Linked DNA regions of Homo sapiens: region 1 is linked to region 2. A link is an interaction called in ENCODE POLR2A ChIA-PET data of the cell type or tissue named here. Cell type or tissue: OCI-LY7. All regions are shown on one strand. Each heading gives the region's core, and the rest is flanking DNA. Links, peaks and the distances in the headings are about the cores only.

Evidence for each region. Peaks named below come from ENCODE experiments on the same cell type or tissue, not always from the same donor. Only the 100,000 strongest peaks of a DNase experiment are listed, where the experiment ranks them.
Region 1: POLR2A ChIA-PET joins it to region 2 with 6 read pairs; 4 of 35 experiments call an interaction of 5 or more read pairs at or near these places.

What each region holds. Positions count from the first base shown.
Region 1 is chr17:17,755,010-17,760,381 of GRCh38, forward strand. The region is part of intron 2 of RAI1 (retinoic acid induced 1); the gene reads left to right. RAI1-AS1 (RAI1 antisense RNA 1) reads right to left here. Exons shown (of 2, transcript NR_130894.1): 2 at 4,145-4,377. Among named protein-coding and RNA genes, the nearest start is that of RAI1-AS1, 8.6 kb to the right of the region's middle. RefSeq lists an enhancer at 2,527-2,626. In OCI-LY7, for the core only: CTCF peaks have their summits at 4,383 and 4,585; DNase peaks (open chromatin) are centred at 2,692, 3,272, 3,622 and 4,132; H3K4me3 peaks cover 3,383 bases; H3K27ac peaks cover 5,000 bases.
Region 2 is chr17:17,906,219-17,911,590 of GRCh38, forward strand. It overlaps TOM1L2 (target of myb1 like 2 membrane trafficking protein), which reads right to left. Exons shown (of 15, transcript NM_001082968.2): 2 at 1,229-1,313. Among named protein-coding and RNA genes, the nearest start is that of TOM1L2, 63 kb to the right of the region's middle. In OCI-LY7, for the core only: no CTCF peak of the experiment used is centred there; no DNase peak of the experiment used is centred there.

The DNA.
Region 1 (5,372 bases), core at 287-5,286, 150 kb before region 2:
GGAGAGGAGAGGAAATAGCCATAGCTGTACCCCCACAACATTCACACCATGCCTCCCCCTGAAGGCTTTGCCTGACGTTTGGACTGTTTAGAGGGCTCCTCTGAGCTCCCACAGCCTGAGCCTTCCTGTCACGGTGCTGCCACCCTGGTTTAGCAGGCCTGTTTACACACTGTCACCCCAAGAGCCTGGCAGCACCCCAGTGCTGGACTGTGAGCCCTCCACACAGGGCCCAGCGCATGGTGTGTAATACAGCTCTATGGAATGCTGAGTGGCTGATTAAGTGGGCTCTAGCTTCTGGCAGCTTTGCTCCCTGGGTGGATGGGGCGGGAGTGATGCAGAAAGGAGAGGTGTAGGCCTAGAGTTAGGAGGGCAGGGAGAGCACTGGGCACTGGAACCACTTGGCAGGGTGAGTTGGCATTCCCTGTTTGCCACGACCTTGGGGTCACCCTCACCAACTTGCCCCAGCTGGGCCTGACTGAAGGGCAGGGGGCCTGGACATTGGAGCCCAGGGAGGGCAGAGGGTGGTAGACTCAGGAGAGAGCTCTTTGTTTGGGGGCATTTCTCCAGCAGAGACCCTTAGTCCCTCCAAGGAGCATGTCCTCCTCCATCAGTCAGTGTCCTAGCCAGCAGGGGTGCGTCCCCCCAGATCCTTCCCTGCTTATCCTATCCTGGGCCCAGCCATGCTTTCTCCCATGGGGTCATGTCATCCTGACCCTCAGATTTGGCTGGGTCGCCCCAGGGCTCTCTGACAAAGCCCAGCTCCTCCCCTGGCACCCAGCATCCCTCAGACCCGGCCTACACCCTGTCAAGCCCGCCTTCTCTTCACCCCAAGGCCTGCCGTGCCTCACAGCTTGGGCAGGGCTGTACCCTCTGCACACATCACCCTTCCCTATCCCCAACCCTCTCCCTTTAGTGATAAATCCAGCTGGCCGCTCTTTGCAGCTCACCAGGGACCAGTGTCCCCAGTGCGGCCCTCGGTGCACCCAGTCCTTACGTGAGCCCTAGCCACCATGGAAAGCCAGGAGGGCCTGGCCAGCCTCCATGTGGGGTCTGGTTGGTTATTGCAGGGCCTGTTGGGACTGCCTGTGTCCCTGTTCCCCTGGGACAGGAGTTCTGGAGCCTGCGAAACTTAAGCATCCATCATGGGACCTGGCACGGGGGTGCCTGGCCACAGCAGGAGTGAATGAATTTTTTTTTTTTTTTTGGAGACAGAGTTTTGCTCTTGTTGCCCAGGCTGGAGTGCAATGGTGTGATCTCGGCTCACCGCAACCTCTGCCTCCCAGGTTCAAGTGATTCTCCTGCCTCAGCCTCCCAGGTTGCTGGGATTACAGGTGCCTGCCACCATGCCTGGCTAATTTTGTATTTTTATTAGAGACAGGGTTTCTCCATGTTGGTCAGGCTGGTCTGGACCTCCTGACCTCAGGTGATCCACCTGCCTCTGCCTCCCAAAGTGCTGGGATTACAGGTGTGAGCACTGCACCTGGCATGAATGAATTTTTTTATTTTTGGAAACTCCTTTGAAATAGTGTGTTTGCTTTCCACTGTCTTGTTCTTCACCTTTACCTCCCTTACGTATAAAGGTAGATGCAGTCAAGTAAAGTGTGCTAGCTTCAAATCAGAAAATCTCCATAGAGTCTTCCGCAAATCCTTGAGCGCCTACTACGTGCTAATCTGTCCCAGGTGCTCAGGACACAGTGTGAACAAAATAGACCAAAAATCCTCTTAGTGAAGCAGACGCTTGAGTCGGGGGCACTGGAGAAAGCAAATCAGTTCGTCGGTAACGAGGCAGGGAAGTGGACGGGGAGGAAGAGGGGCTTCTGTGAAGGTGTGCTTGGCCAGGCCTCAGGCTTCCCACCTGTTCACTGGGGTGATGTGCTTGCCCGGTGGGAACGGTATTCTGTTCATGACTGTTGCCATTGTTATTAACCGCATGCCCATTGCCTTTCAGAGTTTGTGGGCCCTCTCGGGCAGCCCCCAGAGGGTGCTGAATGCCGGGCCCTGTGTACACTTCACCCTATCTCCGCGGGGTCAGGCTGGCCACCTCCATTTACAGAGGAGCAGATGGAGGCCCAGGGAGGGATAGGGTGGTGTCACATGCTTGGAGCGGGGTCCAGGGAGAGCTCTTGGCTCCCTGAGGCAGGGAGACCCTGAGCCCAGACACACCCCAGTTTATAAGTGGGGACAGCTGTGGAGGTGTTGGGTGCTCAGCCCTGGGCCTGGCTTCTCTGGCCTGAAGACGGCAGCTCATCTGGCTGCAGAGTCAGGAAAGATTTCCTGAGCCTGGACTGAGAGGCCAAGGTGGGTTTGCGGAGGCAGGAGAGAGCTCCAGATCAGGAGGCAGTGTGGGCCAAGCCGGGGGGCGGCAGGATGTGAGCACAGAGAGGGCAGCAACCCTTCTACAGACCAGTTCAATTCCAGTAACCCCAGCCTGCCGTAGGGGTGGGGGACAGCCTGGCTGCAGCGGGGCCCACCTGCCAGTGTGTGCCTTGCCTGCGCTCCACCTTCCCCCTCGGGCACTGCGGCTTTCTTGGGACAGCAGGACCCCAGTTAAACAGCCCTGTTTCCTGCCCAGCCGTGGCTGCCGCCTCTTCTCGGAGGATTTTTTTTTCCCACAACTCAACAACCACTACCACTTGCAGCTAAGCAGAAGGGAAGTTAGGACTCGCATTTTGCCTCTGTAGCGCCTGTAATCAGCCCCACACAGCCCCCGCCGCAGGCGCCCATCAGTGCCACTTCCGGAGACTACTTGAGATACACCTGCTCACGCTAAAAGGAGAAGCAGTAATCCATCAAAACAACCCCAGGCGCCGGGGCGGGAGAGGCTGAGACTCAGTTTCCCCTCCCATGGAACAGGGCAGTGTTGGGCATCTGAAGTCCCCACGGGTCCTGGCATTCTGGAAGAACACGACTCAGTAGCTTTCCCCTTCTGGGCCTCGGTTTCCCTGTCTGCCAAAGGTGCAGGGAGATGAGCTCCCAGCTCATGCCTCTGGGCCTCCTACCTCGCCCCCACCCTCATCTCTCCCTTTCCAGAGACATTATAAATCAAACGGCTTAGAACGTAAGGCATCAGAAATTCTGAAACCTTCATCTATTATTAACGCTGACAGTAAATTCCCCCTCCGAGCGTTTTACATAGCAACTGTTACCAAGACTCGGTGGTGGAGCTGCTGCTCCAGCGGCCGCATCCCAGCAGCTCCGGGCAGGATGGCAGGGCCGCCACAAGCCCTACCAACCCGGCCACCACCTGGGCACTCAGCAAACCCTCTCCAGGGGATGGGCGGGGAGGGAGCCTTTGGCAGAGGAAATGGGTGGCTTACAGCTGAAAGGAGGTCCCAGCTGCTTTTGGTGAGCCCTGAAGACCCCAGCTCCTGCCTAGGTGAAGACAAGGGGCCCTGAAGCTCCCAGGCCTTCAGAGGCAGCACCTATGGACAGGGACGGGCTCCGGGAGCCTCCCTTCCTTGCTGCCCTGGTTAGAGGAAGCTTGTGAGATGGAGGACAGGAAAAGGCTTCGTAAACTGGAAAGGGCTGTGCAGATGTTGTTTACCGACTCACCCACCTGTCAGCTAGACGTTCCTGAGTGCCTGTTTCTCTGCAGGCAGTATCTGGGCACCAGAGATTTAAAACAAAGACAAAAGGCCCAATCCCTGTCGCATCTGGCTTGGTAGGAGACAGACGCGCCAACCCCTAATTGCAGTTGTGCAATGATCAACGTATGTACGAGGAGCATACTCAGGGCGGTGAGGATATCGCAGAGGGCCCTTCACGGGGGCTGATGCTGGGCAGGGTTTTGAAGGATGAACAGGGGAGGGTCTGTGTGTTCTGGACAGAGGGACTGGTGTATGCAAAGGCCCAGGGGTATGAAGCTGCCCAGCTGACAGGTGGATTACAGGCTGACCTGTTTTGGTGGGGAGGGGGGCTGGTAGAGGGAGCAGGGGTCAGAGGGTGCAGGACCTTGAATGCAAGCAAGAGAGTTTTTACTTAGAGGTTCTGGTCGCCATGGAAGGTTTTCAGCTGAGGAGGAACAAAGATTTGGGTTTGGGGAGTATCACCCTAATTGCGCAGATAAGGATACCAAGGCCTGCGCAGGTGAGAACACCTGCCCAGGCAGGAAGCAGGGGAGGCTGGCTGCTCTCTGCAAGCTGTTAAGATGCACCTGCTGTATGTCCATCCCCACATGGGGAAGGGTGGTGTGACCTCAGACCCTGGGACAGCATGCCTAGAGAAGAAGAAGCGGGCAGGGAGCTTGTGGGCTCTTGCCAGGTCAGAGTGGCCAACTACGAGGAGTTGTCTCACTCTTTGCATCTCCAGAAATCAGGACACAAGTTGAGACACAGACTTCAGCCCAGCTATGGATGCGTCCGTTGGCAGTCTCTCCACCTAGTGACAAATAATATATATGTTCATTGCAGAACATTCAGCAAATAGAAGTCTCAAGAAAATAATGTTTCCCTGCAGTCTCACCCCACCACCCCCACCCTCTGATGGCCAGGTCACATTTTGGGCCCAGTTGCTCCAGAACCAGGTACAGATACACATTTTTTAAAACAGAAGTTGCATCATGTTCTTTCTGCATACCCTCAGTGACCTGCTTTTCGCCCTTCATACGCTGGAATAGTTCCCCATGTCTGCACATATTTCGGGGTGAGGTTTGCCAAGAGCCACGCTAGCCAGAGGGGACCCAGCTGACCTAGAATGTTCGGTGCTTGTCTTCAAGGGCAGAGGCCGTGCCTGGCCTGCCCACTGCTGCACTCAGCACCAAGCATGGAGACAGGCCCCCAGTGGATGCTGAATGCAGAGCTGTGAAAAGAAGTGGAAGCTGTGTCCGTGAAGCTGAGTACAAGTTGGACAGAGCCCACTAGGATGCTGTAATCTTGATCTGGGGCTAAATTGAGTCTTGGGGTAAGATTTGTGCTTATTAAGGGCTCTGGATGCTTGGGGTAATAGATGGAAGTTTTTCAGGGAGGGCTTCCTGGAGGAGATGGGCTGTAGAATAAAGCAGAAGGGAAATAAATGCATAACTGTCCATTCACTCATCTAACAGACATCCCCAGAGGGCTCCCTCCTGGTCAGAGCCCTGTGCTGGACAGGACTAGGCACCCAGACAGAGTACTGCCCCCACCTGCTGCCAGCCCTGGGGGAAAGACAGACAAGTGCCCAGGTCACTGTGGCTGTGTGCTCGAGCAGTGCTGTAATGGTGGAAGGGTAGACAGTGAGGGGCCAACTTTACTGATAGCCCCCACTTTACTGATATCCCCCACCTCCTAGCCAAAGAAGTTGGGGATTGATTTATGGGAGGGAGCAGTTTGGCATCAAGGTGTGCCTGTAGATGATGGACTTAGAGGGCTCAGGAGGGAAGCCCATACATCCTGCAT
Region 2 (5,372 bases), core at 172-5,171:
CCTGGGCTCAAGTGATCCTCCCACCTCAGCCTCCCAAGTAGTTGGGACTACAGGTGTGCACCACCACGCCTGGCTAACTTTTGTATTTTTTGTAAAGACAAGATTCAACCGTGTTGCCCAGGCTGGTCTCGAATTCCTGGGCTCAAGCAACTGGCCCACCTTGGCCTCCCAAGGTGCTAGGATTACAGATGTGACCCACCGAGCCCAGCCAAGACTTTTCTTGATCACTCTATTTAACATTGCTAATTCCCAGCCTCCTCTCTCCCCATCTCCCTTCCACAGTCTTGTCCTCATCTGACCAGGTTATATGTTTAATTATCTTGTTTATGGCCTGCCTCCCTACTACTCTAGACTGGCCGCTCCCCAAGGGGAAGGAATCTATCTTGTTCACTGCTGTGTCCTCAGTATTTACAATAGGGCCTGGCACAAGGTAGTCATTCGAGAAATATTTGTTGCATGAAAGCAGGACCAAGCTTGAGAGGCTGGTCCCCAGTTCACACATGGCAAGGCTAGAGTGACAGTGCTGAGATGCCAGCCCAGGGATGCCTGAGTCCCAGCTGCTCTCCTTGCCACTCCTGAAAATGGTTTAAGAGGGCATGGCTACAGTAAAGTAAGTGTTAGTGGTATGGACAGAGGGCTAAATACAGACCAGTTTGGAAGAAGTACAAATAGAGTGCAGCTGTAAAACAAAAGAGGATTCAGGAAATAACAACAGGAACGGATCCAGCAGTGCAGGAATGCAGGAGGGGCAACGTGTTCTAAGTCCACTCATGCCGCTTTCCCACTCCCGGCCGTGTCTGCCCCATGCCCTGGACCTCCCTCCATGGACACGGTGGTGCTCTCTGACTCCTGGCAAACCAGGGCAGAGACAGGCTGTGAAGGAGAGGCAGAGGCCAGGGAGGAGGGGAGGGACGAGGTGACACTTGGGCTGCAGAGACTAATGGCCACTGGGAACCAAGTAATCAAGCAGCTTCATTTCCACTTGTGATTAAAAGCAGGTGATTAAAGGAGGTCATCCCTGTTCTACCTCCAAGCACTGCCATTGGGCAAGTGGGGGAGGGATGAAGACAAAAAGGACAGATAATTCAGAGTGTCAGCTTATTCGATGCCAAACCAAACATACTAGGAACAAAACAAAAAATAAAACCTGCCACCCTTAGGCCCTGACAAGCTTTGAGTGGCCCCTAAAAGCTCAGAGAGGCTTCCCAGGAGAGGGGGGCACACGTACCCTTCCTCCGTCTCATTGATGATGTCACAGATCTCCATATTCAACGTCCAATCCTCACTTTGCAGGGAGCCATCTGTTGCCTTTTCTGTGAAATCAGAGAGAAAATGGGTTTACATTTCTCCTGGAATAAGTGGGCCTTGGCAGGAAATGGGAAGAGACCAGAACCACCACATTCTTCTCCCAAGCAGATGGGCTGAGCCAACAGAGCCATTCTAGGAGTGCTATTATCACAAGAGAACACCCGGGAAAGGTCCTGGCCTGAGGGCTGATGTTATAACGAGGTTCTTCATTCACCAAACTCTAGACTGAAAAGCTTATGACAGGCCTAAGCCATCAAAAATCACCCCAAACATGAGGATATTAGGTTTATGAACCCGTAGAGTCTGGAGCCAAACTACCTAGGTTCAAATACAGGCTCCACTACTTACTAGTTGTGTGGTCTTGGGTAAATTACTTAACTTCTAGGTGCCAAAGCTAGTGAAAACAACAGCACTTACCTGATATATTTGTTATGAAAATTAAATGGGTTGATATACATGAAACACTTAGAACAGAGCCTAGCACACAGTCAGTACTATACAGGTATTTGCTATTGGGATTATTAAAAATCAATTGCAGTAGTTAAAAACTACATTTCAGATAAGGGGGAGAAAGAAAGGACCATTGGTTATCAAGCCACTGTAGGTGTGGTGTTGGGTGTTTCACGTACATTATTTTATCTCATCCACAAAATGACTTTCTGACCACTCAATGAGGAAAGGACAGTATTTTCAACAAATGGTGCTGTGAAAATTGGATTGCCACATGCAAAAGAATGAACTTGGACCCTTTATCTTACACCATATACAAAAATTTACTCCAAATGGATCAAAGACATAAATGTAAGAGCTCAAACTAAAAAACTCTTAGAAGAAAACATAGTGAAAAAACTTCATGACACTAGATTTGGCAATCATCTCATGGATATGACACCAAAAGCACAGGCAACAAAAGAAAAATTTTGAACTACATCAAAATAAAAACTTCCAGGCATCAAAGGACACAACACAGTGAACCTGCAGAGGAAGAAAATATTTGCAAAATTATATATATGATAAGGGGTTAATATCCAGACTACGTAAAGAACTCCTATAGCTTAATAACAAAAAAACCCAAACTATCCAATTAAAAAATGGGAAAGGACTTCAATAGACATTTCTCCAAAGAAGATATATAAATGACTAACAAGTATGTGAAAAGAGGTTCAACATCACTAAGCATTAGGGAAGTGCAAGTCAAAAACACAATGAAATATCACCTCACACCCATTAGGATGGCTACTATCAAAAAAATAGAAAATAACAAGTGTTGGCAAGGATATAGACAAATTGGAACCCCTTTACACTTTTGATGGAAATGTAAAATGATATAGCTGCTATGGAAAACAGGACGGTAGTTAAAACACAGAATTACCCAGCCAGGCGCGGTGGCTCACGTCTGTAATCCCAGCACTTTGGGAGGCCAAGGAGGATGGATCACCAGGTCAGGAGATCGAGACCATCTGGCTAACATGGTGAAACCCCGTCTCTACTAAAAATACAAAAAATTAGCCAGGTGTGGTGGTGGGCACCTGTCGTTCCAGCTACTCAGGAGGCTGAGGCAGGAGAATGGCGTAAACCCAGGAGGCGGAGCTTGCAGTGAGCCAAGTTCATGTCACTGCATTCCAACCCGGGCGACAGAGCCAGACTCCGTCTCAAAAACAAAAACAAACAAACAAACAAAAAACATAGCATTACCCTATGATCTAGCAATTTTACTTCTGAGTATATACCCAAAAGAACTGAAAGCAGGGCCTTGAGGAGATATTTGCAGAGTCATGTTCATAGCAGCAATAGTCACAAGAGCCAAAAGGTGTAAACAGCCTGTGTCCATCAATTAAAGAATGGATAAGCCAAATGGATATACATATAATGGATTATTATTCAGCCTTAAAAAGGAAGGAAATCCTATTGCATGCACAATATGGCTGAACCTTGAGGGCCTTGTGCTAAGTGAAATAAGCCTTTCACCAAGACAAATACTAGATGATTCTACTTACAATCAGGTACCTAGAATAGTCAAATTTAAAGACAGAAAGTAGAATGGTGGTTGCCAGAGGCTGCTGGGGGGTGTGGGGGTGGGGGAATGGGGAGTTATTGTTTAATGAACACAGAATTTCAGTTTGGGGAAAATGAAAGAGTTCTGGAGATGGTTGTTGATGGTTGCACACAATGTGAACATACTTAATGCCACTGAACTGTATACTTTAAAATGGTTAAAATGGGCCAGGCAAAATGGCTCACACCTGTAATCTCAGAACTTTGGGAGGCTGAGGCAGGAGGGTTACTTGAATCCAGGATTTGACAACAGCTTGGGCAACATAGCAAGACATTGTTTCTACAAAAAATTTAAAAATTAGCTGGGCATAGTGGCTTGTGCCTGTGGTCCTAACTACTAATGAGGCTGAGGCAGGAAGATTGCTTAAGTCCAGGAGTTTGAGGCTGCAGTGAGATATGATTGAGCCACTGCATTCCAGCCTAGGCAACAGAGTAAGACCCTGTCTCTTAAAAAACTTTTTGTTGAATGGTTAAAATGATAAATTTAATGTTATGTGTATTTTAAAAACCACCACCAAAAAAGACAGAAAAATTATACATAGGTCAATGGACTGCTGGGTCAGGGAGTAGCAGGGTGGGGATCAGAGATCATTTGGGTCTGTAGCCTCCTTTGACGGGAAACCCGGGGCCCGCAGAAGAAAAGGGAAAGGTCCAGGAGCTCAGGATCGTCAGTGGCAGAGCCAGGACTACAGCCAGGGTCACTTGACTCCCTTCCCCCTCTGGGATGTGAGCTCTGTGAGGGCAGGGACTAGGTCTGTCTTGCCTTCCACTGGGTCCCCAGTGCCCAGCACTTGGCAGTAGTGCAATGCATTTACATCAGATGAATGACTGCATTAGCAACCCTTCCTCTAAGTTATGGATCTCAGCCCTGGCTGTACACGAGAACCACCTGGGGAGCTTCTAGAGAGCACCAATACCTGAGCCTCATGCCCCAGAGGTTCTACTTTGAATGGTATGGGGTGGGATTCAGTGATTATTACTATTATTATTATTATTATTTTTATGTGAGACAGAGTCTCACTCCATTGTGCAGGCTGGAGCGCAATGGTGTGATCTCGGCTCACTGCAACCTTTACCTCCTGGGTTCAAGCAATTCTCCTGTCTCAGCCTCCCGAGTAGCTGGGATTACAGGCACGTGCCACCATGCCTGGCTAATTTTTGTATTTGTAGTAGAGATGGGTTTCGGCACGTTGGCCAGACTGGTCTCGAACTCCTGACCTCAGGTGCTCCACCCACCTCAGCCTCCCAAAGTGCTGGGATTACAGGCGTGAGCCACTGTGCCCAGCCCCAACACTCTTGATGGTTGGGGAGGTAGATCATTTGGCTGTTTTCTTCTCCATTCTCACCAAAAGGATGTTGCTGAATGCAAAATGCTAAAACCAGTCCTCTTTTGCCTTCTGGTGTTGGCTGCTTCTGAAGTCACTATATTTAACATCAAAGTGTAGAAAGCGGCAGCCAAAAAGCCAAGCCGCTGGATTGCGAGGCTCCTCCAAACAGGGCTGCCTTAGGTTTCAGAGAACATAGGAGGGTGGGTGGGCAGAAAAACCATGCTCAGAGCCAGCACTATCACTGCTGTCAGCGTCAAGGCTTCAGGGCATCCTGGCCTGGGTCCTACCCCAGGCGAGAGAAAATGCCATGGCAACGGCATCAGGATGCTATGCTGCTCTTGCACTGAAGATTTAATGGGAGCCGTATCTGATTACCCGAGCTCAGGCCTGCCCTGCCCTGTCCAGTCCAGCCCAGCCTGGCCTACCCTACCCAGCCTCTTCCCCAGCCCAGTCCTTGGCCATTAGCATATCACCAGAGAGGTCAGCACTTTACAATTATCCGTCCAGAGGGCTGGCTGGTGGGAAGGACTTGCCCCACTGTTCCCTAGAACACTTGTGTTTCTGCTGTTGCACCAGGTTTTATTTTAGGTTTTGACGATTTAGGTGACAAAATAAATGAGACTGAACTTTGCTTTCCTCTGGCCTGGGGACAGGACTGAGTGAGGGAGCCCACATTGAGTG